Linked DNA regions of Mus musculus: region 2 is linked to region 1. Evidence: chromatin loops called from intact Hi-C (ENCODE). Cell type or tissue: left cerebral cortex. All regions are shown on one strand. Each heading gives the region's core, and the rest is flanking DNA. Links, peaks and the distances in the headings are about the cores only.

Evidence for each region. Hi-C counts contacts between places; a loop is a spot of excess contacts. Peaks named below come from ENCODE experiments on the same cell type or tissue, not always from the same donor. Only the 100,000 strongest peaks of a DNase experiment are listed, where the experiment ranks them.
Region 2: it touches region 1 in a loop (5-fold over the local background); 4 of 42 quality-filtered maps call a loop at or near these places.

Annotation. Positions count from the first base shown.
Region 1 is chr6:35,527,925-35,543,372 of GRCm38, reverse strand. Mtpn (myotrophin) reads left to right here and starts at 3,485. Exons shown (of 4, transcript NM_008098.4): 1 at 3,485-3,834. The coding sequence starts at 3,763. In left cerebral cortex, for the core only: a CTCF peak has its summit at 8,619 (motif pointing right); no DNase peak of the experiment used is centred there; H3K4me3 peaks cover 1,305 bases; H3K27ac peaks cover 721 bases.
Region 2 is chr6:35,125,928-35,141,375 of GRCm38, reverse strand. It overlaps Cnot4 (CCR4-NOT transcription complex, subunit 4), which reads left to right and starts at 7,639. Exons shown (of 12, transcript NM_001164413.1): 1 at 7,639-7,874. It overlaps Gm33046 (a long non-coding RNA gene), which reads right to left and starts at 7,845. Exons shown (of 5, transcript XR_868974.2): 1 at 7,674-7,845; 2 at 6,806-7,128; 3 at 4,105-4,230. In left cerebral cortex, for the core only: no CTCF peak of the experiment used is centred there; DNase peaks (open chromatin) are centred at 7,567, 8,295 and 8,451; H3K4me3 peaks cover 2,726 bases; H3K27ac peaks cover 1,150 bases.

The sequences.
Region 1 (15,448 bases), core at 3,867-11,866:
TATTTGCAAACTGGACAGTTATTTTCTAAGCTGATCTTTTCCTGTACTGTTTTGTGTAATTTATTTATCACTATTTACCAACATGGAGAGCTGGGTTCCATTTCCAGCCTCTTCCACTTCAGCCACAAGCATATGGATTGCATTATCTGCCTCCAGGCGTCCCCATGCCCTGAGAGTCTTTCCTAATCTTTTGCTCCTATGAACGTGAATCACCATTCTCACAGCTTCTGTCATTTCCTTTTCTATGTACTACCTGATTCCTAAGTCAAAGTTCACTGGCTTTATTCACTCCTTCCCCAAACTGGGAATTGTTTAACTAATCAAGACTGACTCAGTGCTGCTCCAGGAGTAAATATCCAAGTCTCAGTGGTTGAAACAACAAATTATCTCACTCATACTACATATTCATCAAAGGATGAGGCCATCTCTGAGCAAATGCTCTTTAAGGACCCCCGGCTGTCTATGTCATCCTTGTCTTGAATGTTGCCCATTGCTACAGCAGAAGGAAAAACTGGGTTCTAGAAAGTCTTGAACTAGACAGCCGAGTGATGACTAATGTCACTTGAATTCGCAGTAATAGGCCAAAATTAGTTACATGAAATCACTCGACTACAAAGAATTCAAGAAGAGCAATCCTCTCTTGCATACAGACAGACAAAAATCATCATTTATTGAATACCCACAAAGTCCTTTCAAAATAGGTAAATAAAAAAGATGAAAATTGAAAAAAATATGATATAGGATTGAAATAAGTAGTTTTAGAAGCCTCACTTAAAGGTAAAATTTGCATGTAGATCTCAAAGATTAAAAAGAAACAGCAAGATTTAAAAGAGAATCTTAAACAGGAAATAAGATACATAGAAGCCATAGGCTGGCTTTTTCTGAAAATGACAGAAGGTAAGATATGTGGAAACTCGAGAAGCAGTGGTTAAGGGAATGTCGTGGGTTAGGATTGCCCAGGGGAGATTACAGAGGGCCCTGATCTGATGGACAAACAGAACATATATTAGGAACCTACTAAACGCTTAGAACAAGGAGTGGATGCTCTGTTTGTGCTTAAAACAGTGAAAAATCAGAATGGTGAGAAATCACCTGGAACACAGTGAAAATAAAAATGAGATTGGCCAAAAGGCCAGCTCTGTCTGCTCGGGTGACTGTAGGGATCAATAATGAACTCTACAGGAAGTCAACCAACTTTGAAGTATGTCGAGGGCCTTTGACAGTTGGGTTAGGAAAAAGTTGGGAATAGCTGGAGCTATTGTGATGTTCATGTTTCTGGTTTGGGTGACTGGGTGGTCAGTGAAGCTATTTATAGAACCATGGGGTATGTAGAGTTAGCTAAGTTTCGAATCTATAAAACAAGATATAATATACTTAAATATACTAAGCTTAAGACACTCAAATGAAATGCTGACGGTAAGAGTAGGTCACATGGGGATAGTCTTGCTTAGTGCTGAACCAAGACCTGCCATGTCCTATAACTTGGACATCACTGGGGTAGGTTTGTGAGGAACCAAACTTCACCTCACATTTTTTTTTTGAACTGAAGTTTCCTTCCAGAAAGGTGTCGATTTGTATTCTCAACCGTCAGAATTAAATACAGTAACAATGTAAGCTGCTTTTAACTATTCAGAGTTTTTGTGTGTGTGTGTGTGTGAAGTCTTTATCTATTGCTGTTCAATGATAACAAATGTGTACTCACCAGACAGCATCATTTTGCTACAAAATTTTAAGAAAAAGGGTTAAACAACTTGCTGGTCAGAACACAAAACCAGCCAGAGTATGCCCAATACTTTAAAACTATTAAACTCCACCGTATGCTTCCAACCTCTGTATTTTGTGGTGCAGAAATAAATTAGTTTGGTTTATTTGTTTACCGAATAATGAATAATAGCCTATATACATAATAGTTCTAGTAGGAATTTTTTCTCAGTGTTCTTGGGTATATACATAAATTTGAATCATTAGGATTGTAAGATAGAATTCACCAGGTGGTTGAATTCTAAGATGTTTCAGCCAAATTCTAAGAACAAAACTGGCTTCAGAAAAACAGTTCTGTTTGCTACAAATCAAATAAAAAGTGAGTGCTTCTTAAACCACACAAATTTTTAATGATGCTACGCATGTTTGTTAGCGGTCATTTGTTGGTCAGGAAAAGCTCCTAGTTTTTAATTGCCATCACACACTTAAGTATTTTCCACCATAGAAAGTAAATGTACATAATTCACGTTGTTGAGTTGGCAAGATGGCTCAACCAGGAAAGATGCTTGTGACAAAGCCCGATGGTGACCTAAATTCAGTCACTAGGACCTACATAAGAGTACTCTCCCACAAGTTGTCCTCTGAGTTTACACGTATGCACACTCATGCCCACATCAGTGCATCTGTACACAAGCACGTACGTATGCAATTAAAAAGAAATAAACCTACTGACACCGTTGTCTCAACTACGTGTTGAAGATTTCCTTCTGAGAAAAAAAAAGTTTTATTCTTTCCTTTTTATTTCCTTCTGGTGGATGTCCCAAAGAAACTGCATGGTTGAGGAAAGGGAGAAGAAAGGCCAAGAGTGGTAGTGGGAGAGAGAGGAGAAAAGACCAAGGGAGAGAGCCCCACCCAGCCACTGATGTATGAGAATAGGAATAGAGTTTGATGCCTAAAGGTAAAACAAACCAGTAGGTCCCACACGTATGCACTCAACAGGAAGCGCTAAGTGGGTTCAGAGAGCTCAACACAAGACCCGAGCACTGCTGCAGAGATGGCTCAGAGGTTAAGAGCACTGGCTGCTCTCGCAGAGGAGCCCGGCTTGGTTCCCAGCATGGCCCATATGAAGGCTCACCGCTGTCTGTATCTCTAGCTCTCTCAGATTTTATGCTTCCTCTTGCCTCTTCGGGCACTCGCACACATTGGTTCACATAAATGTATATATTCTGTCAAAACTATCATACACGTAAATGAAAATTTGGTTTTTGGTTTTTTGTTTTTGGTTTTGTTTTAAGAAGAGAGGTCACATAAAGTTGTGAAGGAAAAGTAGTGGTGAAGTGGAGAAGGGATTCAGGAATGAATTTGTTCAAAACATACTATATGCATAGATGAAAGTCTCAATAAAAATGTTTTGAGAGTGGGTTGGTTTTTTGTTTTTCCTCTTTTACTAGTTTAAAGTGGGATAGTAAGAGAGAGAGAATCTAAACACATTATTATTATTATTATTATTATTATTATTATTATTATTATTATTAGTTATTTTTAGAATTATTAGAAAGTGAGCCCTGGAAACTAACGTTCCCCTCTGTCGTGGAACTGGAGTGTCCTACTCCCATCCAACACCTCCCCAGGTTCAGCCCCTGATTTTCCTGACCTCCAGGAACATTCTACTCAGCCTCACGGCCCCGCCCATTGGAACCACGCCTCTACTCTGCCTTGGCCGGCCAGGATAATGCGCCTGCGCAAAAGTGGCTCTCCTGAGGTAAGCAGTCGGGGCGGGGTCCCGAGCAGAGCTTTCTGGAGAGAGGAAGAGGAAGAGGAAGTGGGAGGCGGGCCCTAGCGGGGCGTGAACCGGAAGTGTAAGCGTCCTGCTTCTCCTCAGCTAGGCGGAACCTGCTCTGCTGGGCCCAACGGCTGCAGAAGAACTTTCTCCCGCCCGAACCGTAGCCGCGACCCGCAGTCTCGCCCGCTCAGCGGCCTGAGGCGCGTCGCTTTCTCGTGTCCCCTCGTCGGGCCTAATCGCCGCTCCTGCCCGGCCCGCCGGCCCACCCCGCTGCAGTCATGTGCGACAAGGAGTTCATGTGGGCCCTGAAAAACGGAGACTTGGATGAGGTGAAGGACTATGTGGCTAAGGTGAGCGGGGATGCGCGGCGCTGATGCTGCGCTGCGGCGGGGTGGGTGGTCGTGAAGCCCAGGGCGTGGGGGACACCGGGAGCTGGGCCAGCTTGGGAGACTCGTGGACGCCGCAGGGCCTGGATCTGGGTGGCTCCTCGGTGCCAGGTAACCGCTGTGTTGTTGCTAAGGCGGCTGTGGCCTGTCCCAGCCCCGCAGGTAACGGGCGCCTGGTTGTCTCCCTCGATCGGCACGGGCCGGCCCTCTAATACCCCGGGTACTGCAATCTTTGAATGAGGCATTTCTCCATCTTGGCCTCGCACCGGGTTCCTGAGAAGGAAACCCGAGCAGTTCGAATCGGGAACGATTTCCTGAACGTGCGGCCTGGTGGAGATGGGGAGGATTCAGAGGATCCGTCACCCGTGAAATGAGCTGCCCCAAAATAGCCATAGTTAAATTTCTGAAACTTGGTGTCACTTCGCTCTGAAAGTCTTTAACTTGGGTGTGGCCTTTTTCCTCTCCACCACCACCACATAATATGTGTATGTGTGTGTATCGTTTGCTTCGAGTGGTAAGGTTGCCATTTGGCATCTGGGGTGTTGGGAAATCGGAGTAGTTTTCAAAAAGCCTTTTAACTTGGGGTACTCCATTATTTCATCTGAAGTCCGCGCGCGTGTGTAGTAAATAGTACTGCAGTCTGATCACGCTATGTTTGGGATATGGTTAAGAAACCCAAATTCAAAACCATACTTGGAGGTACTTGGAAAGTTCTGACCTGGCCTGCCTTTGGGTCTTAAATTGCTCCTTTTGTAATTGTAAGGAGAACTTCTATAGTTTTATTATTATTATTATTATTATTATTATTATTTTCCGAAAGTAGAATTTTGTGACAACTGTGAACATCTTGGTCCTCTTCAAAAAGTGTGAGCCTGCGGTCAAGATTTTAAATCTTAAAAGGTGTGAGCGGTGGCATCCTGCCTCACAGGACTTGTTTTAGGAAACAGGCAGAAGCAGGTTGATTGGTTGGTTAGTTTGTTTGTTTTTAACTACAGGATTGTACAAGGATGATAGTTTTTTCTCCACTTGATGCCTTATAATTTAGACTTTTCACATGTATTTGATCTGCTTAGTTGATTGTAATGGATGTTTAAGGCAAGCTACCTTCTGACTACCTTAGCTAGTAACAAATAGAAACCTGAACTACCGTCTCTTCAATGTAGAGTTATAGAAAAATACATCAACCAGTAGTGGAACAACACACGATTGTCTCAAAGTGAGTGGCTCTTGTTTTTCCAGCCCCTGCTCAAACATAGGGGATTTAAAATACAAAACATTAATAAAGAATTTACAGTTACAAAAATAACATGCATGAAATTGTTTCTGTTGTCAATATGTTAACTTACAACTTCATGACTGAACCATTCATCCAAAGTGGAAATTGGGTGATTGTCCTGCATAGCTGAGGTTTATCAAGACTACCTTGCTTCACTCTCCAGTCTCAGCATGACTTGAAGTTAGTTGCTGCTGTTTCCTATTCCCCACCCCACCCCACCCCACCCCCTGTATTTTCTTGATTTGGTTTGCCCACCCCCATCCTGGTCATCTTCAATAGTTAGCTGAAGGGATCAGTGTTTATTTTAAGCATATTTTTTTTCTCAGTGAACTTCCTTCTCTAACTTGATGATAGATGCTTTTGACTCTATATCACTTCCAACTCTATCTTTTGGTCTACTGGGACATTGTGTTGTGTTGAACAATTCTTTTTCTTCCCTATCTGAAAGCTGTACTCCAGACCCTCACTTGTATTTCTTTAAGTAGCTTTGTCCATGTACGCTTACATTTGACCAAGTAAGCTTCACCAGTTAGCCTCCAAGCTCATGAATTCATGTTTGTCCTCTTAACCTAAATATCACCTCTTCCAAAAACAAACAAAAACCAAAACCCAAAACAAACAAGCAAACAAAAACTCCCAACACCTCACCTTGAAAGGAAGTGAAGCTTCTTATCCTGTTTCTCATTGTGATTTTGCAGAGTATCTGTTCTTCATTAGGCCCAGAGCCTCTGGACAGTAAATGCTCTGTTCTTTTAAATCTTAATATCTCCAGTATAACCCTATAACACATTAAAAGCATATGTTCTTAGTAAGAACGTCTTTCCTTACTGTGATTTTTAGCTATGATTTCAATAAACTAAACTAGTTATATAAAAGTAATTGCCGGGCATGGTGGCGCATGCCTTTAATCCCAACACTCAGGAGGCAGACAGAGGCAGCCTGGTCTACAAAGTGAGTTCTAGGACAGCCAGGGCTACACAGAAAAAAAAAAAAAAAGTAATTGCCATTCATTGGCTCTTAAGTTTTGGAGGAGTTAAGTAGTTGGACAAGGTTGCCAACTAGCCCAACTTGGATTTAAACCAAAGATTGTCAGAATCTAAAGCATATATTTAAAATAAAATAAAATAAAATAAAATGATCAGTCTGCTTTGAAGTAGTTATGTTTTGTTTTGTTTTCTATTTTCTTGGCTAAGGCTTAGAGTCAACCCATTAAGAAAATAAGAGGCTTGCTGAAAGAACTTAGTCCTAACTATGAATGAAGACAGTTTAGACATAATTAGCATAAAGACAAATAAATCTGGTAAGCCTAAATTCTCACCAAATTATCTGGTTCAGTGTGTGTCTATAAGGCCTGTGGAAATTTTTTTAAATCGTAGTCTTATTATTTATGTGTGTAATTGTGATCCTGAACAACAATCCAGAAAAAGGTAATATTGTGTCTGTCTGTTGGCTTTCAGAGAAAAACATGGGTAAATTACTGAGATTTCTGTTCATAATTGCTTTAAAAAAGAATGTTTTTAACATTTTATATATTTGACCATTGTAATATAATATACAGGTGTTGTTTAATTCTTATCAAGTCAACCCATGAGTGTAATTTTAAACATTTTATAGGTAAAGATTTTACCCAAGGTCTTGAAGCTGTCAAGTGGATGGTAGGTCTGAAATTTGAACTCACTTTCACAGGCTTTCCGAAGTCCTTGCTGTTAACCTCTTAACATACTCTTGGCCTTCATTGCTAAACACTCTCAGATAGCAAAAGGGGTATATTGCTACTGTGTATATAAAAATTAAAGATTGGGGCAAGATCATAATGGTCCCTTGACTATTTAGAGATAAGACTACCATAGCCTTTGAGGATCCAAGGTTCCTTCTTGGGACTGCTTGTGAGTTGTGTTGGTGGGTCGCCCTTAAACTCTCCAGCCGCTCTACTACGTGTACTCTCTTGTTTACGTGTACTTCTGTTTCACTGGCTGGGAAACACTATACATTAGGCCGCTAACTTCCCTTTCTCTGTGGTTTCTCTCCAACCCCATTCTAATTACATCTGCCTTGACACGTTAATAGGCTTGGAAAGCAACAGTTGTGCACCATGTGAAAGGTAGTAGGATATATCGAATCCAAGAAAGTATCAAGTTTAATCTTTAGAAATTGCAAGCTTACTGGGATCTTTTTTCACTTTTTCTTTAAAAAAAAAAAATGTAGCCATTTTTAAAATGGTCTAGATTCAGTCATCTTGCATTTATTGTTTTATGTCATTTTTGTTTACTTTTTAAAAAAATGTTTTTAAACTAGCATGTTTTGCTGATAAAACTTAATCACTTTGTTGTTCTTTTTACAGCCTGCCAGGAGCGCTGTAAGAAAGCTTATATCAGCCTATGGGAAATGGAGGTGTTATCAGTAAACTCAGAAAATTTAGTACAGTATAAGTGCTCATCTTTCTATTATAGGTTGTCTTTTTTCCTCTGATGAAATAATAACAAAGGATCTTTGAACAAAAATATACAGAAGACAAAAATTACTTTATAATCCTACTATCCTAATAATTTTAAGAAGTAAAATTAGGGGCTTAGGGAGGTGGCCTAGTGGGCAAAACACTTCTTGCCCAAGCTTGAATACTGGAGCTCATATCCCCAACACCCAGGATTCAGAGACAGGATCTCTGGGAAAAAGCTGGCTGGCTAGGTTAGCTGAATCAGCAAGTTGTGGGTTTAAATAAGAGTCTCTGCTTCAGTGAGTAAGGTGGAGAATGATCAAGTCAGACACCCATCATCAACTTCTGACCATCACACATTCCACTCATGCACATACATGCAGTAGCACCTGTGTGCATACATGTTCAGCCACAGGTATACATGCACACTGTACAACATACACACATGGACAGCTGGCAAAGTCAGATTAATTCAGACACAGATTAAAAAATGCAGCAATTGGAACTAAAAGGTGAAGACCCTCCTAGTTTCTCTGACCAAAGCTAGCCATCCTAAAGAAATTTGTCTAGTTTGTATCAGAAAAAAATTGGAAATTTATTTACTCACTCATTTCCCCCATTTAAAAGTTCTTTAGGGCTGGTGAGATGGCTCAGTGTGTAAGAGCACCCAACTGCTCTTCCAAAGGTCCAGAGTTCAAATCCCAGCAACCACGTGGTGGCTCACAACCATCTGTAACAAGATCTGACTCCCTCTTCTGGAGTGTCTGAAGACAGCTACAGTGTATTTACATATAATAAATAAATAAATCTTTAAAAAAAAAAAAAAAAGTTCTTTAAACTCTTTGCACTTGCTCTCTTAACTTATCTTAAATGATGCTTTATATTGAAATTAATTACTCTGAAATGATGTATAGTATTCCATTCTACTAGTATGATAAAAATAATAAATTATTTATGATAAGCCTTTTATTTTCAGTTTAGTTTTGCAATTAAACAGTATTATAGTGCTCATGTTTATTTTTTTTTAAAGATTTATTTATTATATGTAAGTACACTGTAGCTGTCTTCAGACACTCCAGAAGAGGGCGTCAGATCTTGTTACAGATGGTTGTGAGCCACCATGTGGTTGCTGGGATTTGAACTTCAGACCTTCGGAAGAGCAGTCGGGTGCTCTTACCCACTGAGCCATCTCACCAGCCCTCATGTTTATATTTTTAACAACTTTTGAGAATAGATCCATATTTTGAGCCTAAAGAGTTTCGTGGATTTAGATGCACATAGGCAGGCAGCACATCATAAACAGTCCTAAGCATCACTAAACATTTTTGGGTTTGCTATTGGACAGGTAGAAAATTGGTATTTAATTTATATTTCAATAAGCACTGAACATTTTAGAATATTATTAGCCATTTGTAGTCTTTTCCTGCTTGATTTTCTATTTCTCCCCTGTTCTGCACTTGCCTCTTTGGGCTTGGGTTTTGTTCTTTAGTTCAGTCTATCCTAGAACTTGCTTTGTAGCCTAGGCTGGCCTTGAACCTAAGTTCCTCCTGCCTTAGTATTTCTGGCCCTGTAGTTAAGGTGTATCCCCCACAACATCTTATTCCCATTTCTTATTTTTACCTTTTGTTGACTTTTAAAAAATGTATAGTTGGCCCATTTACAGATTTGTGTGTGTCCTATAAAATAAGGAAGGATTTTTGTTTTTTTTTTGGTTTGGTTTGGGTTGGGTTTTTTTGTCATATAAATATTGTTCCTGGTATATCTTGATTTTAGCTACTTACTCTATTCTACTTATTCTTATTCTGTTCTACTTATTTTAGCTACTTATTCTTATGACTTGGTTGTTAGTTCCTTTCTGTTACTTATTTGGAGTCGTTAAATAAGAGTGTAGTTTGCTGAATTATTTAATATTGTGCCTATCATGTTGTCTTAGTTAGGGTTATTATTACTGTGTTGAAACACCATGACCAAAGGGAACCTGAGGAGGAAAAGGTTTACATATCCCAAGTCACAGCCCATTGAGGGAAGCCAGGCATGATAGGGACCTAGAAGCAGGCAGGGGCTGATGCAGAGGCACGCCATGGAGGAGTGCTGCTTACTGGCTTGTTCTTTATGGCTTACTCAGCCTGTTTTCTTATAAAATCTGGGACCACCAGCCCAGGGATGACACCACCCATAATGGACTAATCAATCAATCAGTCAATCAACTAATCAAAAAAATGCCCTATAACTTGATCTTATGGAATCATTTTCTCAATTGACATAAAGCCAACCAGCATACATGGCGATGTTCAGTGCTTATTAGCTGTTGTTAATAATTGTATATTTATATGCGAAGCTCCTTAAAAGACACCTAGTTCATGTGAACATTTATGTTTATTTTTGCACTGTTGACAATAGCTAGGGAGTGGATTCAGCCTAGATATCTATTAGCAGATGAATGGATTAAGAAAATGTGCACTTTCAGAATAGAATTTATACAGTCATAAAAAAGTTAAATCATGACATTTGCAGAGAAATAAGTGAAACTAAGTCACTTTAAGTGAAGTAAACAAATATTAAAAGGATAAATACTATTTTCTCTTCTATCTTGAAACATGCAAAATTATATGTGGGCCATGAAACCAGAAGGGAGATCATGAGAAGGAAGAAATCTGAAGGGAATGGGGCAAAGATAAGGTAATAATGATCCATATGACATGACTGCAAAGGGGGTAATTGAGTAAAGGAAAGAAACCAGTCCGGAGTGGAATGCAGAAAAGACCAATTAGAACACAGCATATTGATAACATATGTCTGAGAATTCCATGCTAAAGTTACTTTGCTACATTTTTTAATTGTTTTAAAATAAGAACAAAAGCAAAAAATTACATCTAGTTCAACTCTTACATAAGGAAACCTTGGACATTAATGGCCTTACCCAGGATATTGCTATTAGAATTGGGACATCTATTTGTTTTTCCTAAATCTTCATTGAGTGTATTCTTTCATCAACTATTGTGTTTTCTTTTTATTTTGTATTAATCTTTTATTAGATATTTTCTTTATTTATATTTCAAATGTTATCCCCTTTCCTAGTTTCCCCTCCAAAAATCCCCTATCCCCTCTCCCCTCCCCCCTGCTCCCCAATATTGTGTTTTCTAATGGAGTTCTTTATACTAGCTACTCCTATGGTAATGTTAGGGTCTTCTGTCCTACTCCATCTGCTTGGTAAATTTCTGCTTTTTGTCAATCAGCTAGATTTTGTTTGTTTGTTTGTTTAACTTTGCTAGAATGAACTACCTAAAGTATGTAACTTAGTATTAATTAACTAGTTCATGGTTCTGAAGGTTCAGAAGCATGGAGCTGGCACTGACTCAGATGGAGTTAAGGACCCTATTAGCTGTGCCACGCCATAGTGCATGACAAGATTGAGAGTGGAGGAGGGGTGAAGAACCAACCACATAACAGTTACCATAGGCTAAAGAGCTGAAAGAGGTCTCAGGCTTTAATAGTCCTTTCTGAGAACTACCTAAATCCATTCCCAGGGGCAGCAACTAGTCTTACAGTAGCAACCTTACACATAATCAAAATATCATCAGCTCTTACACCACCATATTGAGAACCAAGCTCCTATCACTGTTTATATTCAAGTTTTTGTTCATGTGTTTTGTTAAATAAATTTCACGACTTGTGCAGTTATACCACTGTGGCATTTCAGCATCTCATACAGTCTCATACTTTGGTTTGGTTTGGTTTTTTTGGTTTGTTTGTTTCCTGTATTTGTGCTGTGGAGTTGTTGTGGATTTTTGTTGGTTTTTTGTTTGTTTTTTTAAACTTGGGAGCCAGCATTTACTTACAAATTCTAATTTTGCAAAATAAATCCTAGTAGACAGAGAAAGGGGAAATAGGAGAGAAAATGAGAGTTCAAATTTTACCTTAATGGCTGCTTTAAAAAAAGGAAACCCAAAGGATGCATTTATAGATGTAAAGTAGTTAGAACTATTTATATATTTAAATAGTGCTTCCAAGAACTAGACAGCTCTCCTTCACTGGAAGCCAGCAATCTTGATGTGAGATAGCTTCCATGTCTAGTGGAGCCCCTACCTGATCTTTTGGAGTTCCCTGCTATACGATATGATTTGTTTTGTTCTTTTCGAGACAGGGTTTTTCTGTATAGCCCTGGCTATCCTGGTTCTCACTTTGTAGACCAGGCTGACCTCGAACTCAGAAATTGGCCTGCCTTTGCCTCCCAAGTGCTGGGATTAAAGGCCTGCGCCACCATGCCCTGCCCTATGATATGATTCCTGATGAAATGTGAAACCTGGCTCACACCACAACAAAATTCAAGAAATAAATTTCTCCTGCTCACATAGGAAATGAGCTCAAAATCCAAATATGACTAATTGGATGCTTCTGGCTAAAGCCGAATATAAAAGGTTAAGCACAGTGAAGGGCAGTAAAGGATGTAGAAGCCACAAGAAAGCACTCAGTTTAGAAAACACCACAGTAGTGACCATCTGTTGGCCATGTTATTCTGACAGATTTTAATTTTTATTTCTTGACTGTAAGCCTTTTATATCTTATACATGTCTCAACAGCCCTGAGAACTACATTAAAGTCTTGTTTAGTGTGTTACGCTTGTTAGTCAATCTGAATGAAGTTCTGTTGCTCATTTTTAGTTGCCAAAAGATAGAAATTATCTTTGTTCAAAAAAGGAGGAAATTATCTTTGTATTTCCAATTAATGTCACATTGCTCTTACCTACTGTACAGTCTAGTTAAATTTTAATTGGATTGTATTGGTGTCTGAAGAAGCAAGCCCTTCCTTTTTTCTCAAAGTTGATTTACTCTATACCTCTTCTTGGTGTAAATGATATCCTTCTTTTCTTAGAAATAACCCTTAGTGTTCAAACTCTTGGTTGTTTTAAACTCGTTGAACTTTATTCAGTTCCCCAAGATTTTAGTGACAATAGTTGGCAAATTTTGACTTTACCTTGTGACCATCATTTTAAAATTTTAGTTGTTTTCAAAACCACCATCTAGCTTGGAAGCAAAGTTTTGTACTTGATGATTTATGAAAAATATGAATCAGCAGTGTTTGTTTTTTGTTGTTTTTGTTTTGTTTTTTGATAGTAACATAAAAGCATTTGTTCAGGGCTGAAGAAATTGCTCAGAAGTTAAGAGCACTGACTGTACTTCCAGAGGTCCTGAGTTCAATTCCTAGCAACCATGTGGTGGCTAAAATAAATAAATCTTTTAAAATGCACCTGTTCAAGCCTCAGCATTCTTATCTAAAACAGAATCATGATATAGCCAACTCAAGTATTTTATGCAGTTTTTAAAGAGACAGTGTATGTGTTGAAACAGCAGCATCTACACATTGCAGCAGTAATGTTTGCTATTTATGTTGTCTGGGTAGATTATTTACTAAGGGGAGGCTTAGAGGAGGCTAAGGCAAGAGGCTGGCAAACTTCCCTTTATTTTCATAAATGACCAGTTATTACATATTTTAGGACTTGTCAGCCATATGGTCTCTATCTCTGCTATTGTGCAGTGACAGTCATAGATAGTATGTAAACAGCTAAACAGGTGAATGTGCTGTTTGTGTTCTAGGAAAACTTTACTTACCAAAAATAGGCAGCAGGTTTGATTTGACCTATTAGCCATAGATTTGTTCACCTTTACATAAGACTGAAGGTGGAAAAATGAATGCATCCAATAGACTAAATTTCTTCTTTATCCTCAAGATTTTGACATCTAAAATAAATAAGCTATATGATTAAAAATAGAAATTTTATTTTGAGGTTGTTTCTAAAAATCCATTTTAGAAATCCTTATGGTTGAAAGATATTGAACTATTATGAAAACTGAAGCATAGAAAATCATGTGTGGGTAAATAGAAGAGATAGAAATTAAGCTAAAATTCTCTAAACTAAAAAGCATAGTCTTTAGTAAATGTGAACCTTAGGCAAGAGATGTGGGTTTAGTCTATGAATTGAGCATTAGAGATCTTTATGTATAAATGTGCAAACCAAAATTAACCTAAGTTCTTAAACTGAATGGAATTTCTAGAGAATCTTTTCTGCTGTTAAAATAGGAAAGTATTCTAGAATTCTCTCCCCAGCTCTGGTGCCAGTCCCATGACCTGGTTTGGTTTCTAACTCCACCAGTGAAAGAGAAGGCTAGTTAGCACAATTTTCACTGGTTCATTCATAATTAATTCAGCAAATACCAGTTAAGCACCTGCAGTGCCAGCAATTGTATTAGGGAAGCATGAACACAACAAAAGTGGATGCTTCTAAGGATATGTGTTCTTTGGGGACTTTATTTGAGTGTTCAAGAAAACAGCAAATACAATGATTATATGGCTTCTGAATAAACTCTCTTTCTTAAATATATGAAATATGGATAAAACTTAGAAAGTAGCTTTATATTTTGGTAGTAAAATGCAACTCTATAAAAAATAGATGATATATATGAAAATCTATGATAAATTTATATTTGGTTCCAAAAGAAAGAAAATTCAAAACTGTAAAATATCTGATTCAAATTAGAATTTCAGTTAAAAGAAAAGAATACATCTTCTTTGAGTGCCCTATTGTATGTAAATAGTGAACACAGTGTACATATAGATACACATATCATTTAACTACATAAAGGCTTACCCTTTTCTTATAGTCAGAGAAGTGGGAACTGAGTAACTTTCCCTAGCTCTCATAGGGAGAGGAGGACAGGAGGATTTCAGCTCAGATCTGAGTCATTCCAGAAGAGCATTCTTGTTTCTTTCCCATCATTATTTATTATACATTTGAGAGCTACAAATGATGGGGGTAGGAATGAAGTCTTCTTCCTCCCTCCTTTCCATTTATTTCCCTCCCTTGTTATGGGTTTATTTACAAATACAACTTTTAGATCTGTGACCTATTAAATAGGATAGCAGATACTTTCCACGCTGCAAAACCTTTTCAGAAGGAATTGCAACTACGGATCACTGAGTTCATACTTTGTAAGTGAAGGTACATTTTGATTTCTTTTTCTTTTCAAACTGAGAACCATAGAATTTTGAGATTTTGAGTGTTATTTTTTTTTTTACTTTGGTAAGGCTTGCTTCGTGTGTGTGTGTGTGTGTGTGTGTGTGTGTGTGTGTGTGTGTGTTTGTGTGTGTGTGTGTGTGGCGCCCACCCGCACTCCTTTGACTATTGAATTTTTAGTTTTATACCACAAGTAAAATTTTTCTTTAAAAACAACTTACTATTTTAGTTACAAAATATATGTTTGACTAATTACCTTTAGACCTTCTACCATCTAAAGGAGAAATTTTAACAGTTTAGCAAACAAACTGGCTATATAAAATTTAAGAATCTTTCATAATTTGAATTAATTGGTAATTTTGAATAAAAACATCCTAAGTTGAAGGAAATGCATAAGTAGGGGAATACATCTTCATGGGTTCTTCAACTATAGAAAGTTATCACTGTGGTTGTGATTTTAACTAGTAATAAGAAACTATCCTTTAAAATATTTGAAGTATTTTAAGAGGCTACATGATTGTATATTGTAATAATTGAGTTTCTGCCTAGTTGTGGGAATTACTATTTGTTCTTTTAAATGAGTAAAGATTCACATTTTAGTTATATGCCAATTCTTACAAAACAAGGAATAGGTTGGAGATATATATCATACCTTTTTTACTTTCTGTTGTTAGGGTTTTTTGTATTAGAATGTTCAGATAAAGTATCAAAGCTTTTCTCACCGTTTTTGAGTACTTTACCCTCAAAAGTAGATTTGATCTCATTGCTATGCTCTATACACTAACATCACTGGTACAGTAATATGATTCTTTGCAAAATTATATCCTAAGGTAAAAGTCTCAACTAATGAGGTAGA
Region 2 (15,448 bases), core at 4,718-12,717, 400 kb after region 1:
AGCTTTTGAGGAAGAGTCTCTTTCTGAACCTGGAACTTACTTACTTGAATATGTTGACTGGGCAGTGAGCTCCTGGGATCTCTGCCTATCTTGTGCTCTTGTGATAAGTACTTTATGCACCACACCATCTCCCTGCCCTTCAAACTGTATTTACATCTCATAAGAAAATGGTAACATGGATATCAACGTGTCTATAACAGATTAGCAGACAGGCCAGCACTTCTTCTTCAGAAAGCCTTAACTCCCTCCCAAGTCATGTTCTTTCACCTCCCAGTTAGAGTAACCACTATGGGGTATTTTCTAACATTTATTCCTCTGCGTAAACGTAACTCTTTACACAACATTTAGTTCTGTCTGCTTTTGAACTTCATATAAGATGTTTCATGCTGTTATCTGTTCACTTGTGGAATTCCTGTTTTTAATATTTCATTTATTAGTATTACTGTATATGTGTATGTATGTTACATGTGGGTATGCTAGCTATGGCTAGCATGTGAAAGTCAGAAGACAATTTTGTGAAGTCTGCTCTCTCCTTCTACCTTTATATGGGTCCCAGAAATTGAACTCAATTTGTCTGGCTTGTGAGGCAAACACCTTGACTTGCTGAGCCATCTCACGAGCCCTGTGACGGGCTCTCTTGTTTTGATTTTGAAATTCTTGTTTTTGAAATTCTTTGTCCTCTCTCTCTCTCTCTCTCCCCACCCCCCTCTCTCCCCCTCTTCCTCTCTCTCTCTCCCTCTCTTCCCCCCCCCCCCACCTCTTTCAAGATTTATTTATTTTATATATGTAAGACACTGTTGTTCTGTCCAAACCCACCAGAAGAGGGCATCAGATCCCATTTCAGATGGTTGTGAGACACTATGTGGTTGCTAGGAATTTAACTCAAGACCTCTGGAAGAGCAGTCAGTGCTCTTAACTGCTGAGCCATCTCTCCAGCCCCTTTATTTATTTATTTTTAAAGATTTATTTATGCTTTTATGTATATGGCTGTTTTATCTGCATATACATCTGCACAAAAGAAAAAGGCATTGGGTTCCACAGGACTCAATTCCATGAGACCATGGGAATTGAACTCTCAAGACCTCTGGAAGAGCAACCAATGCTCTTAACCTCTGAGCCATCTCTCCAGCTCCTTCTTGTTTGTTTGTTTGTTTGTTTGTTTTTCCAAGAAAGGGTCTCACTATATATCTCTGGCCATCCTGGAACTGACTATGTAGTTGAGGCTGGACTCAAACTCAGAGAGATCTGCCTGCCTCCTCTTCCCTAGTGCTATGTTTAAAAGCTTGTACCACTATACCTGGCTGTTTCTTTTTTGTTTTTGTTTTTTGTGTTGTTTGCTATAGAGTGTCATGAAATTCAGGCTGACTTTGAATGGACTATGAAGTTTAGGATGATCCTGAGTTCCTGTCTTCCAAATGCTAGGATTGTAGGTGTACACTACTATGTCTGATTGAAAGTCATTCTCGACTGTGAAGTTGTAGTTCACTGGCTTTTCTTTATAGTATTACACTGTATTAAATGTCTACAATGTCCTCATCCATTATATTATGAACATGGGGCCATTCTCGCTGCTTTGTTATCTCAGCTAATGCTGTCATTAAGGTTCCTGGCATACCCGTGTAAAACTCATAGACACTAAATATGTACACACATTCACACACACTTACACATAGGAGTGGAACTGCTGTGGGATATTTATTAATATGCAATTTGAATTTCCTCTTAGATGGATGACTTAAAAAACTGAATCAGGAAGCTATAGCTTCAACACAGCTACGTATTTTGATAAGATATTTATGGGGAGAGGGCTGGGGTTGGGGAGAGAAGTGAGGCAGCATTTTGTAAATTAAAGATCGGAACGTGTGCTTATAACTCAACATTTTACTTGTTAGTTGTATTTATTTACTTATCTGTAACAGGATCTTATGTATCCTAGGTTGGCCTCAAGCTCACTCTATAGTTTAGATCAGTTTTGAGCTTCTGATGATCTGGATTCCATCTCCCGAGTTTTGGGGCAACACGTTCCTTTTATGGAGAGCTGAGAATTGAACCCAGGGTTTAATGCTCTAGCAAAGGATCAGGGGTGGTTCTCAGTGCCCAAGCGAGGTGACTCACAACTGCCTATAATTCTAGCTCCAGGGAATCTGACACCTTCTTCTGGCATCCATGGGCACCCAGATACACACACATACACACAAATAATATACTACTTATTTTCAGACTGGGCCTCACTGTGTAGTTATAGCTGGCTTGGAGCTCCCCTTATGTAGATGAGGCTGGCCTCGAACTCACAGAGATCTGCCTGGCTCAAGACCTACATCAGCTAATAAGTTAAAACAAAATTAGGCCGTGTGTGTGTTTTGCCTGCATGTATGTATGTATGTGTATTACACATGTAACTGGTGCCTGTAGAGGTCAGAAGAGGGACTTAGGTTCCCTGGAACTCTAGTTAAGAATAGTTGTGAGCCACTGTGTGTGGGTGCTGGGAACTAAACCCAGGTCTTCTACAAAAGCAACAAGTGCTCTTAATCTCTCTTTAGCCCATAAAATATTAAATATATTTTTAGGGTAGGTGAGATGGCTTGGTGGACAAAAACGCTTGCTGTCCAAGCTTGGTGACCAGGGTTGATCACTGGAATCCATGGTTGAAGAAGAGAATCAACTTCTACCCCAATCTCAACATTCACACTTGTACTTGCATGCACACACATACACTCCCACACACTAATAATATGCTACCCCACAATATCATTTACCCTGACTCTTGAGATTTTCTTGGTGGTCACCCAAATTCTGCACCCAAGACAAATGTGTCACGTCACATCTCCCATTCCCAGTCTCTCTACTTGTACAGTGGCCAACTATCTCAGATCCATCCTCTGCACGGTGTGTGTGTGTGTGTGTGTGTGTGTGTGTGTGCATGTGTATCCTTTACTGTTCAACTGTGTACTGTCTTTTATGACTTCCTTGCTGTTTGTCTCTGCACTGATTTGATTGGTTGACTTTGTGCCCCTGGAATATGCTAAGGATATCCCTGCATTAAGGTCTTGGCACGGGTCATTTGTTGTTTTAAAAATGGGATCATTGTAATGCTTGAAATGTCAGATTGAGTTATCTCTTCACAGAGGCGCTCCTGTTTCACACCAGCCAGCCCGCGAGCTTTGATCCCTTACCTTTTTCTTTTTGTTTTGTTTTGTTTTTTTGAGACAGGGTTTCTCTGTGTAGCCCTGGCTGTCTCTGTAGACCAGGCTGGCCTCGAACTCAGAAATCCGCCTGCCTCTGCCTCGCAAGTGCTGGGATTAAAGGTGTGTGCCATCACGCCCGGCTCCTTACCTTATTCTTTTCCCTTCCTAATACTTTGACAATAAGCTAATTATATTTTATAGTTATTCTATTTGTTCTCTCTCTCTCTTTCTGCTTTCAGATCTTAAAATAACTTTGGATAGCAACATCTATACCTAACATTCAGTACACAAATACTCACTAAATGATTAAGACAAAACTTATCAAATAACAGTTAAGACTCACAGTTAGTAGGGCCTGGGGAAAATAAGTAATGTCACACAAATAATGTGACATTAGTATTTAGTAGTATTGAAGCAATGGGATTTTTCTTTCAGGACTAGGGATCAAATCCAGCACCTTGTGAGCAGTAAATGACATCACCACTGAGCTACAGTCCCCAACTGCAGGGAAATCATGCCTTTGTACACAGTCAGGTTCATGTCTGAATATGACTTGAACTTTTGATTTATTTAAAATACCCATATCTCAGTAGTTTGCAAAAGTGCACACTGCCCCTTATAAATATGACCACGCACACATACAATAAATAATTAGAAATAAAAGTTTACCAGGTTCAAGTGGGCAGTCACTACTCTTCTGAAGTCCTGCTGACTTTCACATGAAGTTCTCTGCTTCCATTTCATACATGCTATTTCAATCATCATTACTTTCCTCTTCTCCTTTGCAACCAAAGGAGCCCCCATCTGCAAGGCCACTCAATCCAGAGAAACAGGACTCATTCAAGAGAACCCCTTCATTTCCACTTTATCACCCAGTCCTGTTATTTCAATCTCAAAGAATGTATCTTGGTTTTATTACCTTTTTTCCATCCTTGCTGCCACCACAATCAGAATAACCATCTGGATGACTAAAATATTCCCATAATTAGTTGTTCCAAGTTCATTCTTGTCTTTCTTCAATCCATTCGCAACACAGCAGAATGATCTATTTATGAAAATGTATAAAACTGGTTTATATGCATAACCTTAAATCAATGAAGCAATTTATGAAGTTATGTCTCCCTTCCTACCTCTTCCAAATACAGCCCTCTATTTAACTAACTCCACATTATGTGTTTGATGTGTATGAATTTGATGTGTATGTAATTTTATAGATGTGTTCCTGGAGTTGGAGAGTTGGCTCAGTAGTGAAGGGCATGTGCTATTCTTCCGAAGGGCCTGGGTTCAGTTCCCATCCCCCACACTGGGCTGATCGCACCTGGTTGCCATCCCAATTCCAGGGGCACCTGACAGCTCAGGCCTCTTCCACCAGTGATAGTCACATATACACACTCACACACAGAACTACACAGGTACACAGAGGTAAAAAATAATAAAGTAGAAATAAATGAGAAATGAATAATCCTGAGTTAGGTGTGGGAGGCAGAGGCTGGTGGAGCTGGAGGCCACTGTAATCTCCAAATTGAGTTCCAGGACATCTAGGGCTGTACAGAGAAACTCTGTCTTGAAAAACCAAATAAAGGCTGGAGAGTTGGCTCAGTGGTTAAGAGCACTGACTACTCTCCCAGAGGTCCTGAGTTCAATTCCCAGAAACTGCATGGTGGCTTACAACCATTTGTAATGGAATCTGATGCCCTCTTCTGGTGTGTCTGAAGAGATCGACAGCATACACATATACATAAGTAAACAAATAAATAAATTTAAAAAAAAACAAATAAAAAAGAGACATTCCTGCATCTTAAAAGAATTGTTACATTGATAAGTATATATGTATACACATATATTAACATGTAAAAATTGGTTGTTAATGTAATAAAAGACCAGGCCTGAAAGGGTAGTGAATATCATTAGTTAGTAGTTGTCCCTTTGTGTCAGTCAGTCTCCATCAATAAGCAGATAGTGATATTGTGTGTGGCAGTGGTGGCTCAGGCTTTTAATCCCAGCACTTGGGAAGCAGAAGCAGGCAGATCTCTGAGTTCAAGGCCAGCCACAGAGTTTCAGAATAGCCAGAGCTTCATTAGAGAAACCCAGTCTCAAAAACAAAACAGAACAAAATTCCCCAAACAAAATGCCAAAACCCAACAACGAAAGTGACGTTGTTTCCTAGTGTTGGATTCTCACAGTGCAGGAGCTCAGTGTGCTACCCTCCCTGCAGAAACGGGAGAGCCAGTCTTCAGAATTCTATCTGAAGAACCACTTTGTGTCTCTCATGACTGCTAAATGAAACACCTGTGTATGGTTATCTGAATACAACTTACATCTAATTATCCAAAGTCTAACTTGCTTTACACATGAACACGAAGCTGTTGGTGTTTTTAGTTCTAACAAATGAGGAGCACATTAAGAAATAATCTAGTGGTGTAACTAAGGGTAGATGCGTGTTGCCTACCGGAGAGAGACCAAAACACACTTCTTTCAATCAGTTAGTATTCATAACTTTCACATACATGAAGATTTTGTTCCAAGTGCTAGCAAATAACCATTTTATTATATTTTTAGAGCAATCATGTTTATGGAAATATAGATAATTTTACTGTATATTACTCTGTAACTTTTTTTTTTAACCTTTGAAGATTGAATTCAGGGTTTTGTGCCAGGAGGGACTTTATCATTTAGTTACGTTCCAGGCTTTAACTTTTTTTACTTAAAAAAAATGTATTTACTTATTTTATATATGTGAGTGCACCGTAGCTCTGTTCAGACACACCAGAAGATATCCCATTACAAAAGGTTGTGAGCCACCATGTGGTGGCTGGGAATTGTACTCTCGCCACTGAACTGTCTCTCCAGCACCTAACTTTTTTACTTTGAGACAAGGTCTCATACCACTATGCCCAAATGTGATATATATATATATATATATATATATATATATATATATATATATATACACACACACACATACACACCCATATATATGTATGTGTATATATATGTATACACATACACACACACATATATAATTTTTAGCAATTTCATTCCTGTGTAAAATAAGTTGAGTCATTTTTATGCCCCTCCCCCTGCCCCCCAACATTTCCTCTCTCTTACACCAAAGAAACTGGTCTGGTTGCCTTTTTTGTGGTTTTTTTTTTTTTTTTTCTGCCTCTAGACATGGTTTGTAGACCAAGCTGGCCTTGAACTCAAAGAGATACACCTGCCTCTGCTTTCAGAGTCCTGGCTTGTGTCACCACGTCCAGCGAGACTGAGACTTTAAAACTTCAATTTCTTTCCTTACATTTCCCTTTTCTGTTTTAAATCCTCCCCTTAAACCTTTTGCTTTCAGGCCTCAAGTGTGCCAGACTAGCGCCCTACCACTGTGTGACATCCACAGTCCCATCCTACGTATTTTAATCCTGGATTTGAAAACTTGGTTCCTTTCACTTCTCCAAACCCCACTACATGCACACACCCTAGAATGGGGACAGATTTGTGTTTTTGGTCTCTGTTGTATGCTCCCAGCATATGGCACTGAACTGGGTACCAAGGAGCTCAGCACTTATATGAATAGATGAAGAATATAGGCAATAAACAGAATCGACCGCTCCAGGAGCGCCACTTACACCAGAGTTCTGGGAGGCAACCCGGGAAGTTCAGTAAATTGATTTTGTTATTTAGAATTTCTCGGTGCTCGAACCGGCTGCGGTTGTATTATGTCCTTTGAGACGTGTTTACTTGTGCAGTTTGCGAACCTGACGCACACTTCTGTGCAGGCTGGAAGAGTTCTGTGCAGCCAGCAACAGTTTGCAGGTAAGTCCACATGCTTTCACATCATCAGCAACTCATGCTACTCTGACTGCCCGCGTTCTCTTGAGAAATGTGCACATGGCAATTCAGGTATTTCTTCACTGGCGATTTTCCAGTAAGGAGGATGAGCTCAGCTGTACTGGTGGTAAAGGACGTGCAAAGACCGGGAAACGAATTAACGCTCACTTTTCCAAAAGTATCAACTCCCCACTCTAGATCAAATCCCGCGCTCTTGCAATGCTCAACCTGATTCTACCACCATACCGCCCCCGTCAGATACCTATCTATGGCGGGCGGGGCAGAAAAAGACACGTCCTAGCTTCCTCCGAATCAGTTAAGTTTCGTAGAATTTTGGTTTCCTACATTTCAGCTAACATTAGTGAAAACCGCCGACCACATGACACAGTAGCCACACACGCGGGCAGAAGAGGAAGCAAAACAAGAAGAAAGCCGGCGCTCCAGTAGCCACGTGAGGAACGAGTTCCCGAGCGCCTTCTCTAGTGATGACTTCAATTCCCGGCCTGCCCCGGGGCGGTTACTATCGGAGGACTACAACTCCCAGGGTGCAGTGGACCAGTCCGCCGCAACCTCCCACTCGCCCGCCTGCCGCTTGTCCCGCCCCTCCCCCGCCCCGCCCAGCCGGATCGGCATGCGCCTGCGCAGCGGAGGCCGGAGGAGTCTTACCCTAATGTAAGATGGTGGCCCGTCTAGCCGTGGAACCCACCGAAAGCTGAGAGTCTCTCTCTCAGCCGTAAAGGTCGGACTCACTGAAGCAGTCAGGCCCGGTTCTGAAGAGTTTTTTCGCCGACTCTCGTTCATTGGTCTCCTGTGAGGACTCGGCAACGCGTGGAGTCGGCTAAGAGAAAAGCGAGGCAAGGCAGGCGGGTGAGTGTCTGCGGGGCTGGGCTTAGGGGAAACCCGGCGCTGACCGGCTACGAGAGAGCGGAGGCTTCGCTGGGACTGTGCAGGCCGCACCCCCCTTTCTCCCCACCCCCCCACCCCCGCCCGCCTCGTCTTCACCCTCCTCCTCCTCCTCTGGCTGCCTCCTCCTCCTCTTCTTCCTCCCTCTCCCCTCTACGCCACAGCAGTTATCACCAGGAAAAGGCAGCCGGGTTGGAGGCAGCGCGGCAGCGAGCGCCGGCTCTCCTTGGAGAATTTCTTCAATTGAGAACCCAAGAGGGCTTCTCATCACCAGTTTTCCCCGCATTTTTCTGGCAACAGTATCCTTAGGTCTTGGTCCTCCTGTTTCCCCAGCCTCCTTTCCCCTCTGACGTCCTTTCCTACTGGCCCCGGTCTCCCAAGCCAGAGCCATCATTTCCACTCTGACGGGTGCTGCTGCTCACTGCCCACCCGTCCTGCTTGGTGGGCTTTTTTGCCCCTTTTTGCCCCATCCCTTCCAGAAAGGCTGCTCTGGATCTAGCCTCTGCTCCCCTCTGGTGCTTGCAGTCAGCCCCCAGTCTGTCTGCCAGACCCGAGTTGATTCCGATGTGCAAGTCTCCTTTAACCGCATCTGTCATCTTAAAGCCACCTCGTGAGTATCTAAATCATGTTGCTGCTCCGTTGCTCCGTATAACCCACCTGTTTCTTAACCTACTTGAGAATTGTCGGTTCCTTCCCTCTTTCCAATGCAGACTCTTTGAGCACACACTCCAGGATAGGGGAGATGATGCCCCGTGTTGTTCCTTGAAAAGTAAAGGAAGTTAGGAAGTGAATGAAGTGAGTGGGAGACTATTAACGTTAAGAGAAAAGAGCTTTCTTCGGGCTACTCGGGAAAGGAATGTTTTGCTTTTTTGATCTTTTTGTTGCTCATTTGCTATCCTTTTTTACCCCTCTTTTCATTTTCGACCTTCTCCGTGCTACTCAGCATTCTCCTGAATTGCCATTCCTCAGGACACTTGATGTTGTCTCTGATTATACCCATAAAGATCAGCTTAGAATTTCAAAACCAGGTGAATCTAGCGCGCACACACACACTTCATCCCCGAACACCACATGCAAATAAATACAGATGGTATTTTGATTGTATGTGGGTTACAGATTCCTTTTGTATCAATTATTGGCTCCGTTATATTGATGTTTATGTTAATTGATAACATTTATTTGTGATGGGTGCAAATTTGACTTTTCCCCCCTCTCTTTTGATCTGGGAAATTCCCTCTTTTGACATTTCTAGGATAGGAGTTATCAGAATAAGTTGTATGGAAAAACACATTGGGTATGTATGAAGAGAAGTTGATATTTTGGGGTAAACTTAAATTCCTTTTTTTCCCATAGAAACTATGGGGGCTGAGAAAAGAAGTCACAAAGCTGAGCATACGCATGCTTCAATGGCACTTAGCTGTTATTACCTGTAGTAAGTAAGAGCTAGAAACTGAAGAGCAAGGGGTGGCTTATGGTCTCTACAGTAGAGTGAAAGCAGAATTGAAATGCACTAGTTTGTGTAATCAGGAGTTAGAGTATTTGCTATAATACACCACAGTGACATAAAGAATTACCAGAACAGCAAATAAGATTATATAGGTCAGATAAACACATGTCAAGTTTGAACATAAGACATTGTGTTCTTAATATATATATAAAAATATTTAAAGTCACAATAACAGTCTCATAATGAAGTATGTCGCTTATTGGGGGGAAATAGTAACAACTTAAGTGTAAATACAAACGCAGTTCTTCTAGTTACTTTCACACATTACTGTTATTGTAAATCTTACATATTTCACCTATAAAGCTTGACTATTCTTATATTTGATGTTATATTAAGTTGCTGTGAAAAGTTTTTAAAAATGTAAACTAAGGTTAGAAAAGCTGCTCATAAAGCTTCCTCTCCTTCCTCCTCTTCCTCCTCCTCCTCCCCCTCGGCTGTCTGTCTGTCTGTCTTTCTTTCGTTCGTTCTTTCTTTTGTTCTTTCTCTCTTTCCTTTTTTTTTTTAAGACAGGGTCTTTATGTAGCTCTGACTGACCAGCAATGTAGATCAGGCTAGCCTTGAACTTGAAGACAGTCACCTGACTCTTCATCTTGTCACTCATGGTCAAAGCTCTTTATTTCAGCCACTTAAGCCCCAATTTGGCAAAATGGAATAAATCCCTATTCTTCTAAAAAATTGGAAGCATTTTATATAAGCATCCATTGTTTTTAGTTATACCTTGAAGTTAAAAAGAAAATAATACTTTTCGTTTAGTTTACCAATAACTTGTCTTTAACTCCAAGTAAAAAGTAGATACTGGTGGAAAAGCTTGCCACTTTGAACAATCTTGTCTAGATACTCTTGGCAGTCATACTTGGCTGAATTGTAAGCAGTATGTTCTAAGGAGAATGTCTGATAGAAGGGGATGAGTGATTTTTTTTTAATGCATCTTTTCTTTTGTAAAGCTATTTGGCTCACTAAATATCGTAAATAATTTCTCTTCTTCCTCTGGGGTCATCAAATTCTTGCTTCTAGCATAGAGAAGATGTAAAAATGTTCTTTAACACATTGACAGGAGGAAGTAAGCTGAAGTTTATAAATATTTTTGTGTAGTCTTCATTTGTAACATTTAACATGGAGGCGTCATACTTAATGATTTTCTTTGATACTTTGTAGTTCTTTCTGCAAATTGAATAGCCAAAGTCTTCAAATGAATAGATTGTTTGTATAAGGTTTTTAAACATGAGTTATTTAAAGTTGGTTTACCATATAATTTTTTTGAAACTTGCATCTACAAACCTTTAATTTGATTAGGATGAGAGATATAATCAAACACCAAAATACAAAATAAAATTGTTTTGTGACACTTGTCAACTTCCTTCTAAATGGAAATACTAGAGGTAGCTTGCAGCCCATTACTTTGTTTTTGTTGTTCTGAAAGAAGGTCTTAACTATAGCTCAGGCTATCCTGGAACTGACTGTGTAAAAGAAGTTGTCTTCAAGCACAGGGTAGTCATCCTGTTTCAGCTTCCTTAGGCTGGAATTACATGTGTGAGCTACCATGTACACCAGTCCTGGATAACTCACTATTTTGTAAAAGACAGAGGGCATTGCCAAAAGATGAGCTCTTAGCATTAGGAGAATTTTACTTACTTGTTTGGTACTAGGCTAGACTATGGACGTTAAGTGGCCCCCTGCATATTAGACAGTGGCTTCAGGAGAGTGTTTCTGTATAAAGGATTTTGTGTCTTAAAAGAATGAAAAATAATTCATTTAATCAGTTTAGTTTTAGAAGCTTTTCTTTGCTTCCTTCCCACTCCCTGGTTTAAAGTGAGGCAGCACTTTTCACGATCATGATTTTTTTTTTAATGTGACTGCAGTGATTCTTGACTCAACTCTGTTATTGTCTTTGTAGACTGTGTGAGATAGGGTAAATTTGTGAAAGCTTTAGTTTTTGCTAAAAATTCACATAGTTTTGTCATTACCTATATTATCACCTTGACTTTTTGTAAAGGAAGTGTAGTGAGCTAAGTTGGTTTTGAAACAAAAACAGTAGGGAAATAGGTTATTGAGGTTTTTGCTGTTCTAGAAACAGTATAACTAGAATGTACTACATACATTCCCCAAAGGATTTTTTTAATCTAAATGGAACTTGTAAATGGTTTTCATCCCACTGGAATAGCATGTATCAGATAAAACTTGGTAACACATTCTAACATTTTATAAACTTTATGTTCCCATAGAGTTAGTAGGAAAAGTCTACAAATACCCATTCTTGAAAAAAAGTTGCATGAAACCTGGTAATTTAAAGATTTAATGTATTTTTGTTTCTCAGAAGTTGAGAGTTCACTAGTTATGGTAGCATAATCTATTACTTTGATCAGGTTGTGGGTATTTACACAGTTTATTTCAAAATAATTTTTAATCTCATTTTGTAGACTTCTTTAATTGAAAGATTGTGAAGTATTCTTTCACAATTAAAAAAATGTGTGTTTCTGTGTGTGTGCATTTGTGTGTTCATACAGATTCATGTGTGGGTGGGCCAGAGAACAACTTCAGGTGTCAACTTTAGGAAAGTGAACAGAGTCTCCCATTGCCTCTAGACTCACCAATTAGGCTAGACTGGCTCACCATTAAACTTCAGGGTTCCTTCTGTCTTTGCCTAGCCAGGGCTGGGATTGCAAGTCCACACCATGCCCAGTGAGTTTTGAGGACAGAGCCCAGGTCCTCATACTTATAAAATAAATGCTGTATGAGCCATCCTCTCCCATCCTGGTTCTTTAAGTTTGGTGGGCTTGTTTATTTGTTTGCTTGTTTTGTCTTTGTTCCTCCCAAAGTTGTTTATGGACAATTTTAGCACGGTTTTTTTGGTCCCTCATAGTTTAGTTTGTTTTAAGTATTTCCATGCTAAGGAACATAATTCAGGCCTGTGCATATGAAGCAAGTATATTACCACTTGGCCTCATCATTGTAATTTATTAGCATGATTTTCTTTTATTGGAAGAGGAAAACCTAGAGTAAAGATGTCCAAGTATCAGGCAGTCTGAGATGTTTTTCCTTTTTGTCTCAGTATATTCAGTATATGAGGATGGCTTCTTCGGCTTCTTCATTATTAAGCTGTTTGTGTAGGAAGATTCTCCTGTTTCAAGCTTTGCTTGCTTTACTGGGGTAAGCCTTGCTATTCTCAAAGCATATGTGTTATATATCTGTTCAAAATTTTTTGTTTATTATGGTCACTAAAAAAATCTCTTAAGAAGTTAAGTAGTTATGGAATTAGAAATCAAAATGACCAAATTGGCTTGTGTGCAAAACAATGTGTAAAATGTTGTGTAAAAATAATGGTTCAATACCAGGCATAGTGGCATATACCTTCAGTCCCAGCACTTAGCAGGCAGAGGCAGTATAGGTCTCTGGGTTTGAGGTCAGCCTGGTCTGGATAGTAAGTTCCAGGATGACCAGGACTACACAGTGAGACCCTGTCTCAAACAAACCAAACCAAACCAAACCAAAGCACACCACACCAAAAAAACCAAGGTGGAGGGGAAAAAGCTCAAAACTAAACTTCAAAAACCCAATGTAATTGAAGAAAAAAAATTGCTTAAAAATAGTATATTTGTATTACTGTTTGTAGAAGGAATTAGCAAAATATGACATGGACAAAGCAGTGATTGGATTTGAATGGTAGCTATATCCAAGGGACATGATATCCCCTAATAGTAACAGATACCTTGTCTAAGCCAAATATCTAGAAATTCTTGAGCATGGTTTTCCTTCTCTCCATAAGGTGTTACTTTCTGATAATTTAGAAACCTGTTTCATTCATTCCCTGTAGGGCATCAGGTGTCTTTAGATTTTGAGTTTACTGAACATTGGCTGACTTAGGTTATTTAAACAGAGATTATTTAGTGAGCCTTGGTTTTAGCAGTTTTTTCTCCACTAAAACAAAACAAAACAACAACAAAAAACCCCCCAAAGCTTAAAAAAACTTTTCTGCCTTCCATATTTTATGTATGACTTTTTTTCTGATTTTTTTTTTTGAAGATTTACTCATTTTACGTATGAGGATACATTGTTGCTGTCTTCAGACACACCAAAAGAGAGGTCATCAGATCCCATTACAGATGGTTGTGAGCCACCATGTGGTTGCTGGGAATTGAACTCAGGACCTCTGGAAGAGCAGTCAGTGCTCTTAACTACTGAGCCATCTCTCCAGCCCCTGTTTTTTTGTTTTTTTTTTTTTAAACGTTTAGCAATTGTTTGGACCATTTTGTGGATGCCAAAATTGAATAAAAATGTGTAGTATAGACAGTATTGCTTTGCTGGTAAGATTAATTTTACTTCTCATGGAAATTTTCAACATTCTGATGACGTTTATCCCTCCAATTTACTTTTCATTAACTTGTAGAAAAAGATAAAAGTGCTTCAAGCTCCCTGTTAGACTTGATCTTTCTAGAAACCGTTCTTTTATGGTCAGTGGAGAGCAGGATATTTGTTGGGTAAAGAAGTGAGTTACAATCTAGGCCTAGTGTACAGATCTGTAGTCCTAGCTACTTTGGAGTGAGGCAGCATGATCTTGGAATTCAAGAATGACTCTGTGTGTGTCTGTCTGTCTGTCTGTCTGCCTGCCTGCCTGTCTGTCTGTCTCGTCTTGCTCTCACTCTCTTGCTCTCTCAACTGTAGCTAGGCATGGTACTATAGATCTGTAATGTCAATCAGTAATGTCAGAATTTAGAGGCTGATTTGAGCCTCAACAGTGAGACCCTGTTTCAAAAAGCCAAACCAAACCTTTTAATGTACCACAGACCCATTTCAGTGTACCAGAATCCACAACAGCCATCGCCCTTTGAAAAAAGGTATTACAATGTGTTTTATGTATATTTAAAATGAACTTAAGACAATATTAAGCTTTTTTTTCTTTTTAATGGGGGCAGGGAGCTGGAATTTGAATTTAGAAGTTATGTACTAGGAAAGCCTTCTACAAGTCAGCTACAGTCCAAGCCCAAGTCTTTTTTAAAAATTGAAATTTTGTGAACACTTTCTACAAATACAAAGTAACTGTGGATTATGGTGTAGCTGTCATTGAGCCTCAAAGATTATCAGCTCCCAGCAGTGTGGTCTCATCTCTGGCCCACTCACTTTACCTTTCTCCCTGCTACTCTGCCCTGCACCGCTTTGAATCAGTCCTGGCCATCACATTATTTTCTTTTGTACTAGAACTCTTTCAACAATAAAATACTTTTAATTTTAATCAGGATCATGCAGTCGGCTTTTCAAATAGCTGAGTGCATATTATATATAGACCCACATGCTGGAAAGTGACAGTTTACATTTATCTTGACAAGAATACTTTATAACAGTGTAACCTGCACTGTCCAGAGAAGTGTTCAAATAATGTACACAATACATAAACTCCAGGCCATTGCACTTCACATCGGAGTTGTAGGGGTGGGGCTTCCTGAAGAGAGTGGATAGAGATAACGAATCTGAACTCTGTGTGTCTTCAGAGCATCTCCAGAGGAACACTTCACACACTTCCTCAGGGGGATAGAAGCACGAGGAGACACTTGGAGATGGGGATCAGCATGTTCTGAGGAGATGTAAGAAGTCTGGTTTTGTGGAAGAACATGTTAACCTGAGGGAATTGTAGCAGATCGTTTTATAAGTAAGGTTGGTTTATGGAGTATATGTTTAGAATAAGCTTGAATTCAATGTGTGAAGCAGTTAAGAAGCCCCTCACTCTCACCCCGCAAAAAAAACTTGGTAAGGGTCGGGAGTTACATATTGGTATGTTTTAGAAAGATTAATTCTTTCAGTACTGTGCTAAATAACACAGCACAATACTGTGTTTGGAGTTAACAGCCATTTTTTTTTTTAAATATTAAAGACCAGTTGAAAAGCTATTCTGAGGAATATTAAAGCATTGAGGTGGAAATTCTGCAGGATTTGGTGGTAATTTTTTTAAAGATCTATTTTTATGTATATATGTGTATGTGCTAAGTGTGTATAGGTGCCTCTGAAGGCCAGAGAGGGTGTTGGAATTCTTAGAGCTGGA